2 separate regions of the Mus musculus genome follow, and region 1 is linked to region 2. A link is a loop called in an ENCODE intact Hi-C map of the cell type or tissue named here. Cell type or tissue: heart. All regions are shown on one strand.

The links. Peaks named below come from ENCODE experiments on the same cell type or tissue, not always from the same donor. Only the 100,000 strongest peaks of a DNase experiment are listed, where the experiment ranks them.
Region 1: a loop joins it to region 2, with 4 times the contacts of the local background. A loop is called at or near these places in 14 of 42 quality-filtered maps.

What each region holds. Positions count from the first base shown.
Region 1 is chr10:18,053,193-18,058,192 of GRCm38, reverse strand. It overlaps Reps1 (RalBP1 associated Eps domain containing protein), which reads right to left and starts at 2,253. Exons shown (of 20, transcript NM_009048.2): 1 at 2,078-2,253. The coding sequence starts at 2,230. In heart, a CTCF peak has its summit at 2,747 (motif pointing left); a DNase peak (open chromatin) is centred at 2,642; H3K4me3 peaks cover 2,521 bases; H3K27ac peaks cover 2,720 bases.
Region 2 is chr10:18,105,624-18,110,623 of GRCm38, reverse strand. Reps1 (RalBP1 associated Eps domain containing protein) reads right to left here. Exons shown (of 20, transcript NM_009048.2): 10 at 2,876-2,956. Among named protein-coding and RNA genes, the nearest start is that of Reps1, 52 kb to the right of the region's middle. In heart, a CTCF peak has its summit at 2,948; no DNase peak of the experiment used is centred here.

The sequences.
Region 1 (5,000 bases), 52 kb after region 2:
AGATATCTTGGGGGTAGGATCCAAGTTTGAAGAGATCTCTTTACATCTCATATGCACAGTAGTCCCACAGTTTGAGAGTCAATTTAAAAGAATGATAATTCTGAACAAGAAAGTTTCATAATATGGAATTTTCCACTTGTGATATTTTGGCCCTCAAAGTTTTCAGGTTAGGAGTACTGCAGATATCCTGGTCAGGGATCGTCAACCTGATCATGTTACTGTGGAAGTCTTGCTTCAGGGATCCTACAATTTCCAACGTGTAATTGAATCCCAAATATTTAAACGACTTAAGCTACCTATGTACAAAGATAATAGAAATTTATTTTCAAATGCCAATACAATTGAGTAAAATATGAAAATAAGTTGGATTCAATTGAACATATCTCAGCTGGAGGTTAATGGACACTAATTTCTATGCCCTAAACATGTAAACACCCTAAAAAAGTCTTGTGTACCATTAGAATGACAAAGTCATTTCCAGTTAACTCTGAACCCCAAAGACATGAGCTAAAATAGAATATGGGGGGCTTCTTGTCCAGAACCTGTAAGTTTTGTACCAAATCCATTAGACACTAGCCCCATATCATTTAACCCATCAGCAAACTATGGGATGTTTTGTGTGAACCCAAGCTAAACCTGGTTTCCTCATCGTAAGAGGGCCATAAAAACAAAAACAGTGAATCCACACAGAATCTGAATTGTTGGGAAAGCCTAAAATTGTCACTATGTTGTCCTCTTCAGCAGCACAGATCTGAGACTTTCTTATCCTTCCCTGGTACCTAAAACACTCACCTTTCCCCACCACACCCCAGGGTTAAGAAAAAATGACAAAATGAAACAAAAGCAAAGTGAGAAAGAATTCACTCCCTAAACCACAGTAGGCACTCGGGTATTGTCTATATTCGAGGTGTGTGTAGAAATTTTTATATCACAAGGGTTTCTGTTAGAAGAAAACTGACTTTCACTCTAAGATGGGCCTCAGAGAACTGGAGGCTGAGGAGGCAGAGTGATGAGATTTCTAAAAGCCTGGAGACTCCTGGCCCAGCCCACACCCACGTCCCAGCACCTGAGCAGTTGAGGGGGCAACAGGACCCTGAGTTCAGGGCTAGTCTGGGATATAAAGCAATAAGCTGTCTCAAAACAAAGTAAAATCAAACCTCTGGCCCAATATTCTGCTTCCACTGCATTATATCCACTTCCATCTCCATGTGTTTGGAGATTTGGATAACTGGCTTGGGATCAATATGAGGATGAAAACTTAAGACGGTTCCTTCCTCCCATACAGTTTAAACAGGCTCTTACTATAGCAGCTATGAATCATTAAGCAGTAGCATTAATGCTCATCACAAATATTAGCACTTCTAAAACAGGCGACAAAGAAGGTTTACCCTTGCTGCTACAGAGTTACGAGTGGCAGAGTTACAGACTGAGGAGACTATCCGCTGTCTGATTCCAGCTGTTCAATAAATCCCAAACCAAACCCACAAGCTCCACTGACTATTCCCGGGAAGGGCACTAGAAGATACTGTCCACCGGCCACCCATTCTACGACCAAGTTCTTTTCACATCTATCTACATGCCAAGTATCAGCCAGAAGTTCAAATTTCTTAGTCTCCCCTAAGAACACAGCTTCCTTAAATTTAAAACAAAACAAAACAACCCCCCCCCTAAAAAAAAAACCCAAACCACCTGCTTCTTGGATACCTTAAGCGTAACAAATCTCACTTCATCGAGTCTGCTCGGCTCGCTCAAAAATCCATATGGCATTTTGCCTGCCTATAGTCGTAACTTTCCTATTGTGCGGGAGTCGAAGAGCTATGTGACTATAGTAGGCATATCCAGCAGACGCTAGGATGCACACACAACCCGAGAGACCCGGGACCTTGCTCTTCCAGTGCACAGGCTGCCGGAGGGATGCAGGCTCCGCAGACCCCCGCCCCCACCCGGACGGCGAGCCCTCCCCCTCCAGGGGTCCCCGCGCACCCCGCTCCCGCACCTGCGGCCTCTGCCCGTCCCCGGGGGAGCCCACTCCCGCTGCCGCTGCCCGGGGCCCGCGCGGCCGGGGACGCGGCGGTACCTGGAGGACCACGTCGTTGGGCAGCTGCGCGGCCCGGAACAGCTCGAGCACTCGCCCGTTGACCACCACCTTCTTGGTGCTCTCGATGTCGCAGTAGGAGAAGAGATCCGAGTAGTATTTCTGCTCGGCGTCGCTCAGCGTCAAGCCTTCCATCTTCGCCTCGGCCCGGCGGCCGCCCCGCCCCGCATGCACCACCCGGGCGCCGGCCCCGCGACCCGGGGCGGCCGGCGGGGTACTGCGCACGGCACGGCCTCCCCGCGGGGCCGCGAGCTCGTGTGGCCCGGGGCAGCCGGCGGCGGTGGCGCGCGGCTGTGCGCGGCCGCAAGCTCGGCGTGGGGAAAAGGAGGCGGCGGCTCCGGGCTCGGCCGCGTCCCTCGGGCTTCCCGCCTCGGCTTCCCCTTCCGCCCACGCGCCCCCCTCCGAGAAGTTGTGGGGCTTCCGAAGTCTAAAGTTTCGGGGGCTCGGGGCTGCGCGTGGCCGCCGCTCCGCCTCCCTCGGCCGCCATTGACTGCGCCCCGGCCCGGCACTGACAGCGGCGGCCGCGCTCCAGACCCGGATGTGAGGCCGGGAGGAGAGAGCGCGAGAGGGAGAGGGAGAGGGAGAGAGAGAGAGAGAAACACCCACCGGGCTGGCTCGGCCGCTCCCGGGAGAGCGGGCCGCAGCGCCCCCTGCTGGCCGGAGCCCCGCGGCACGGCGGGGCGCGGCGAGTGGCCCTGGGCGCCCTCCGCGAGGACCCCAGGCTGGGGGCACTTGGGGACCGACCGGCGTCCCAGCGACGCGGAGGGTTCAGGTCGCACTGCGGGCTGGGGTGCGGCAGCTTCTGGCGTGCAGCATTTCCTAACGGTTTGCACTTAACGAGGATAAGTGCATCGCTTTGCGCCGTCCACTGAAGCAGGGAAGCTTGCTCAGGTGTGGACGCTTAAACCAAGGCTGAACTCGATCTGGTCCCAAGCCGGGTCTTCTGTAAAACCAAGTTTGAAAAAATAGAAATAAAGAAAAAAAAAGTCACCTTTTTTTTTTTTTTTTTTCACCGAGAACCAAATACTGTCGGTTTATGCCATCCACTCGGGAAACCTGTGTAGGCCTTCAGCCAACTCCAGGCCCTCTTGTTGCTCACCATCCCTTCCTTCCTCTGGGGGGTGGGGGGGGGGGAGTCTTAATCTGCATCTGTCTCTGGAGTTCATAGACCCTTAACGAGCCTTTAATCTTTTAAAAGTATTTCTTTCCTGAAACTCTATGAAGTCAGGCTGGACTTGAACTCTTGATCCCCTGCCTTTTCTTTCCTAGTGAAGGGATACCATCACCAGTCAGCCCGCGACCTTGTCAGCATTAAATATGAAGTATTTCAGAAACGGGAGCCAAGGAAGATTACACAGAGGGCTTTTCAAGTTTGGTTTTTATTCTCTGTTACATAGAGCCCATTAAGGGGACATCATTATAAGAATGAGCAGACATAGAGGGCTGGGGATATAGCTCATTTGTTAGAGCACTGTGTGCACAACGCCCTGGGTTCTATTCCCAGCACTGCATAGATCAAGTGTGGTGGTGCTTACCTGTAATCCCAGCCATTTGGGAGGTAGAGGACAGGAGGATCAGAAGTTCAAGGTCATGTTCAGCCTCACAGAACACAGAAGGCCAACCTAGACCCTATCTCAAACAGCCCAGAAAACAGAAAGAAGAACTCTGGCACCAAATGCCTCCTTTGGAGGCTAAATCTAAATGAACGTCTGTGAAGCTCTTTATGTAAGTCTTTATAGATGCCACTTTGTGGCGATATTTTCATGTTACTCTACTTCATATAGTGCTTAGTACGTCTTACAATTCATACTCACAATTGCAGTTTGGGTATGTGTGTGTGTGTGTGTGTGTGTGTGTGTGTGCATTTTTAAAAGATAGGTTCAATGAGGTAGGGACTGATTCCTGCTGTCACTGGTCTCTTTTCCCCTGCCACCTCCCCATGGCCTAGCAGCTCTATCCTGCCCTAAGCCTTTGTTCCTTCTGAAACCTCACACAGACATTTGCACGTTCCTTCTCCTGTTCCGAGGGCTCCGTCTTGGAGAACAGTCCCGCTAACACCTGATCTCCAGCTGTTGTGCTGTGTTTGCTCTTCTTAACCTGAATTCTTTTTCCTTATTGCATGTCTAGCTGATATCCAAATATGAATTTCTGTACATATTCATTTTTCTAAAATTTTATGCTGATTACACCATTGATGACAACAGCCCCGTGAAACGAGCTTGACAAGGGTTTCCTTTTTTGAAAACTTGGGATACTGAGACAAAAATGGTGTTAGCAACTTGTAAGTTTCATGACACTAAATATCTAGATGCAGGGTTCTAAACCTACTCAACTCTAAAACCAGTACCCTTTCTTAAGTCTCCTGAGCCACTAGCTCTCTATTCAGTAGAAGTGTTTCATTTCTTCGTCACCACCCTTCCAAGGCCTGTCACATACAGGTGTACCTCAATCACAAGTGATCAAATGAAGTTTAGTATTGATGGGCTAAGAAAGCATCCCGGGCTCTAACTTCCTAGCTTCAGTAAACTACAGCTCTGTGCCTCTCTTAAAATCTGAAGTCATTGCAAGATCGCATCATGTACAAGCGTTAAGCTCTGAAATGTCCCTCTCAGTTCATAATCTGTCCTTTCCCCCTCCCCTGCCGTTCCATAAATAAACCTGTCCCTTACAGTCCTGAGAGTCTGAAGTTCCAGCACAGTGAGTGGGTTCACAGTTATACTGTGAAGGGCTGGAGAGATGGCTCAGAAGTGAGGAGCATTTGCTGCCCTTGCAGAGGACCCAAACTCCCTTCCCAGCACATATACAGCCTCGCACGGGATCCTTAAAGCCAGCTCCTGGGATCGGATGCTCCCTTCTGGTTTCAGTGCACATGGATGGTGCACATACATTCATGCAGCAGTCAGAA
Region 2 (5,000 bases):
GCAACAACATTAGAAAAGCCGAGTGCCACTGAGTTATAGTTTGCTCGCTCGGCCATTTCCCTTTTAAATGCTAATAAAAGGGTCCTTGAGCTTAAAAAAATTCATTATACAAATAACATACCTTCTTTTGACCATAACTTCCCCAAGCACCTTGGGCTAAGCTAGCCAATCCCTTCTTTGCCTATAGTTTACCCAGTTATCAACTTTGATAATTATCATGACTAGCATTATGATCATCAACCAACAATATTAAACTGGTTCCTTTAAGGTTGAAATCTTACTTCTGGCATCTTTTACTTCTATAGATTATCAAAGAGGTGATACCACCAAACCAGGTGAGTTGCCTGGCTCTAACAGGTGATCAAATTATTTTAATATGCTGAGCCCCTCAGTTCTACAGCATCAAGAACAGGCATGAATCAGTCTAAAGACTCATGCATGATGCTAGTCATCAGTCTAGCATTTCCTTGGTGTGCTGGTGACATTCACCCTAGCAGAAGCTTATTCTACTAGAAGTTACTAATTATTGGATAATTGTTCAAGAAGAGACAAGTTTGTGGAAATGAGCTCGCCAGAGCTTCAGTTTCACTAGAGATGACAGGCCAGTCGGCACCATCCCAACAAGCCTCTGAGTTGCTGCACTGTGCCACTAGATCAGTGTGGAGCCTGCCTGGTCACAGACAGTTACTCAGCAGATAACAATGAACATTTTTGTTTTTAAAACCACTCCATTAAAGATTCCCAACAATAAAAATGTTAAATTCACACCAGAACAGTAGTGTACTCTTCTTTGCTTTCACCCCTCCATGATGCCCAGATTCACTTAATTGCAGCCCTGGTTTATTCAAGTCTCACAAAGACTGTTTAATCTAAGACTGTAGTTACAGCTGTGGTCTATCGACAGGCAATACTTGGGTATTAAATGAGGTGTAAGACGACAATATAAGGGCACACAATTAATTGAAAGTAGAGTCTCCTAATTGAAACTCTAAATAGCATCACCTACATTTGACCAAATTTAGAAGTCTAAATTCAAGTTTAAAATCTTAATGAACAAACATCTCTTATTTTCTCAAAATTTCATGCCATACTCTAGATAATGATGGAAAGTACTGAGCTGTATAACAAGTTTGGGCAGAGTCTCTCTCTGTAGCCTAGGATCACTGGTCTCAAGCACTAAAGGGCTAGAATTACAGGCATGTGTCACCAGGCCCTGCTGAGCTATATCATTTTTAGCACCAGTGTTGGCACTTATAAATCTGGACTTTATTTCTAAGATACAATAAGAACATCAAGTATTTTTTCTACATTTCCTACCAGTCATGCATGCATAGGGGTTAAGTTTAGCTTGAGCTAAACAAGATTCTGTCTCAAAATAAAACCAAAAGCAACAAATAACTAAACAAAAATCTCCCCAAATAATGTTCTGGCCTTGTCTGGAAGAGTGTTAATACTATCAATGATTATTTTCTGTCTTTTAAGGGTTAGAAAAAAAAAATCAAGCTTTTCATAATTCATAAAATTCATAAAACATTTTCATGAGTTAAACTATGTTAATAACAAGGGAGTTAAAAAAAAAAAACAACCAAAAACCAAAACCAAAGCTTAAAGCTAAAGGAGACTTAAAGGTAAACTTGATTACAGAACGTGTCATGTCCCAAGAGACCAGAAATGTGGCTAACAAGTAGCAAAAACTTCAATATTTTATTTCTCTTAAATGTTCAGAGATTAAAATCAAAGACAAGAGCCTTGAATCTAGTAAGAAAAGATGCAGATGCAGGGGTAATCCAGTATTAACTGGTCTTGGGAACAATACAGGTCTACATTTTAAAACTACCCATACATTATGTTTGAACAGCTATAAAGCCATCCCGTAAAGCACAGCAAGGCCTCGTTAATTTGCCGCCAGGGCAGTATTTAATGCCACTTTCCCCAAAGAATAACAAGCGTTGGCTGGCTGAGATCAGAAACATCTACAGAGAATGTGTCTGCACTGAGGATGGAGCTCGGCGTTTGGCTTGTGTGGCTCTCAACTCAAACCCTAACACTGGGCCACCAGTGTGGGGCAGAGGCATGAATGCCATGTGTCACTTTCTCTACTCTGATCATTTAAAAACCTTTTAAACTCTTCTTCCTTCCTGCTTCCTTTTGTGTTTTGTTTGTTTACACACAGTATGCGTATTAGCATGTGTCCTAAAGAGAGAAAGACCAAGTAAAGGATGAACCCTGAGAGCAACTTCTATCTATAGTTTAAATGTCTTCCAGCATTTGAGGGACAGGTGGGGTGTGACTCTATAGGAACAGAATTAACTTTTTAAATCAGGATACGAACTTTGTAGCATTTTTTTTCAAGTGACACAGGAAATCACAGAGACAAGACATGCTTTACAGAACTACTGTGTAACTATAAATCAGCTTGTTTTTGTTGTGCTAAACTTAACACACTATGAAACGAAAGTTATGCTATTGGAAATATTTGAAAATGACACTGCATAAATATTTACATACAGAGTACATGTTACATGATGTGTAAGCATACAAATAAAATATGTAATTGAAACAAGCAGTATATGTTTCATAAAACATACACTTAGCAGATGTAACATGGCTAACCAGATCGACTATCACAAAAATATTCGTTACAGACATAAACATAAAGTTTTCTCTCATCAAAAAAACCTACAAAATATGAAGAATGGCAAAAATGTTCTTCCACTATGAAGCACAAAAACCCACAAAACCCAAAAAACCCCAAAGGCCTGCCAACTTTCCCTCTAAGCACTACACTGAATCATGCATATCAGTAAAAACCATAATGATGGATATTGGGTTAATAAAATTAATTTCAAACAAGCAAGCTAAGTGATTGACTTACAGGATCAGCTGGTGCAATGTTAGAATCAAATTGGGTCAGAGTTTGTGAGCTTGAAGAGCGTTCACTAAATGTCTCCCACTGCTGGACAGACAGAGGAGAGACACGTCAGCACGGGAGATGCAGTAGATGCACTGGAGAAGACTTAGCAAGTCATTCAGAGGCTGCACTGCAAGATGCATTTCGCAGGATCGACAAAATTCTGTAGTTTGTAATTCCCATAATCACTTCATACTTATCTGTGCTGGGCCATCTTATAAACAGAAGGCAAACACCTTCATAAGCAAATGTACAGTAAAAATTTAATGTAATCTCTATGGATGAGATTAAAACTTGTACAGAATTAACACTCAAGACACCGTAAAGGAGACAGAGCATAGGTGACGGAAATGGCAACCAGGTAGAAACGCACAGGGTCGTCCGGACCAGAACAGTGCTTAACTCAGGTCCTGCTCAAACCCCAGTTACAACACTGATCCACAGAAGCCGAGGAGCTCAGGTTCTAATCAGCATGGAGCATTCAGTGCGACTTGCCAGTGCGACCCCTGAAAGATGAGTCCATTATGAACGTGCACATATCTTATACATATGCATATTTAATAAAATATAACAGATAAGATGCAAGACATTCTGGAATTAATAACGTTTTAGCTTATTTATCAATTTGTAGCAAGTCAACCTCTGCGATCAGCACTACAAACAGGGCCATGCCAGATCACAAGACAGAGCTGCCAATCAGGCCCCTCCCCATGCTAGGAAGTGAGAATGCAGCCACGAGAGCACATCGAGCAGCTGCCTGAGTATGTGTTATACACAGGAGATGCACGGGAAGAGCTACTTTCTAAGAGAGGTACACAAAGAAATATCATACCTCTTAAAACAGGTGGAATGATAAGTCAACATTAATTGTAGGAAATTCCATTTGAGATCTTAGTAACAGTACAGATTTTTTTCATCAAAGTTGTATTATAACTATTACTAAATCTGCTTCTTAAAAATGATAAGTTGCCCTCTGAGGGAAACATCTACTTACACATATACAATATATACACATGAATGCTTACACACAGACACAACTACCTCATTAACCAAAGTCCTTCTTATAAATTCAGTTTGTAAGAGTATATATATTTTTATGCTTCAAAGTTCAACTTTCTATTTAAAACAGTGATATTCAATTTGAGTAGATATGTAGAAATTAAGCTTTAACAAATGAGATTATTGCTGAAAATTATCCACAAAAAATGGCTAATAAAAGCATTCAATAACTTATCCTACAGGTCACAAAGAGAAAAGTGTTAGTTCAAAGTTGTGACAAAAGCTTACAACAGTTCACTTTTATTATGGGCTTCCACATCAGAAACCAATTTAACGAATTTGGTAATAGAATTAATTTCTTCCTCAATAACTACTGTTACACGGATTTAGAAGGAACTGAATTCTCTACCTCATGGAAAACAGCTTCCACGCAGAACTCAGCACCCTGGAAGGCAGTGGGTCTCATCGCCAGGACAAGCACAGCGTTAAGAGCTATGGGCTCCGGCACCTGACTACTGGCATACTGGCTGGGCTGCATGGACTTGGCTGAGTTACACATCCTCTCTGTGCTCCTGTTTCACCATCTTTAACATGAAATTAGTAATACCGACCTCACAGGACTGCTGTGAGGGACTAAGTAAATCAGGTGAAAAGTCTTTTGAAGAGACTGGCATATCAAAAGTGCTTTAAAAAGTTAGGGATTTTAGTGTTTTCTCTCATAGCACCTCATCTATATCCATCAGTACTAAATAAACACTGAAATAATACTGGGTTTGTGGGAGATAAAATATAACCTAAATTTATATTCCAAGTAGATATTTTAATAGCTACTACCAAAGCATCTTAAAATCATTGTTTTACTAGCTTTTAAGCATAGCATAAATTCCATATCAAAATATGCATAGCAAAATTATGTCATTTATGATTTTATTACTAGGCATTGTAAAAAAAAAAAAAAAAACCCTGATAGAACTTTTTGAGAGGGATAATGCATGCACCTAAAATCAGAACTGAAAAGTATATTTACTCCATCTCTCCAGATCACGCCTGGATATGGACTCCTTATACTTTGGGAAGAATTGCTTTTATG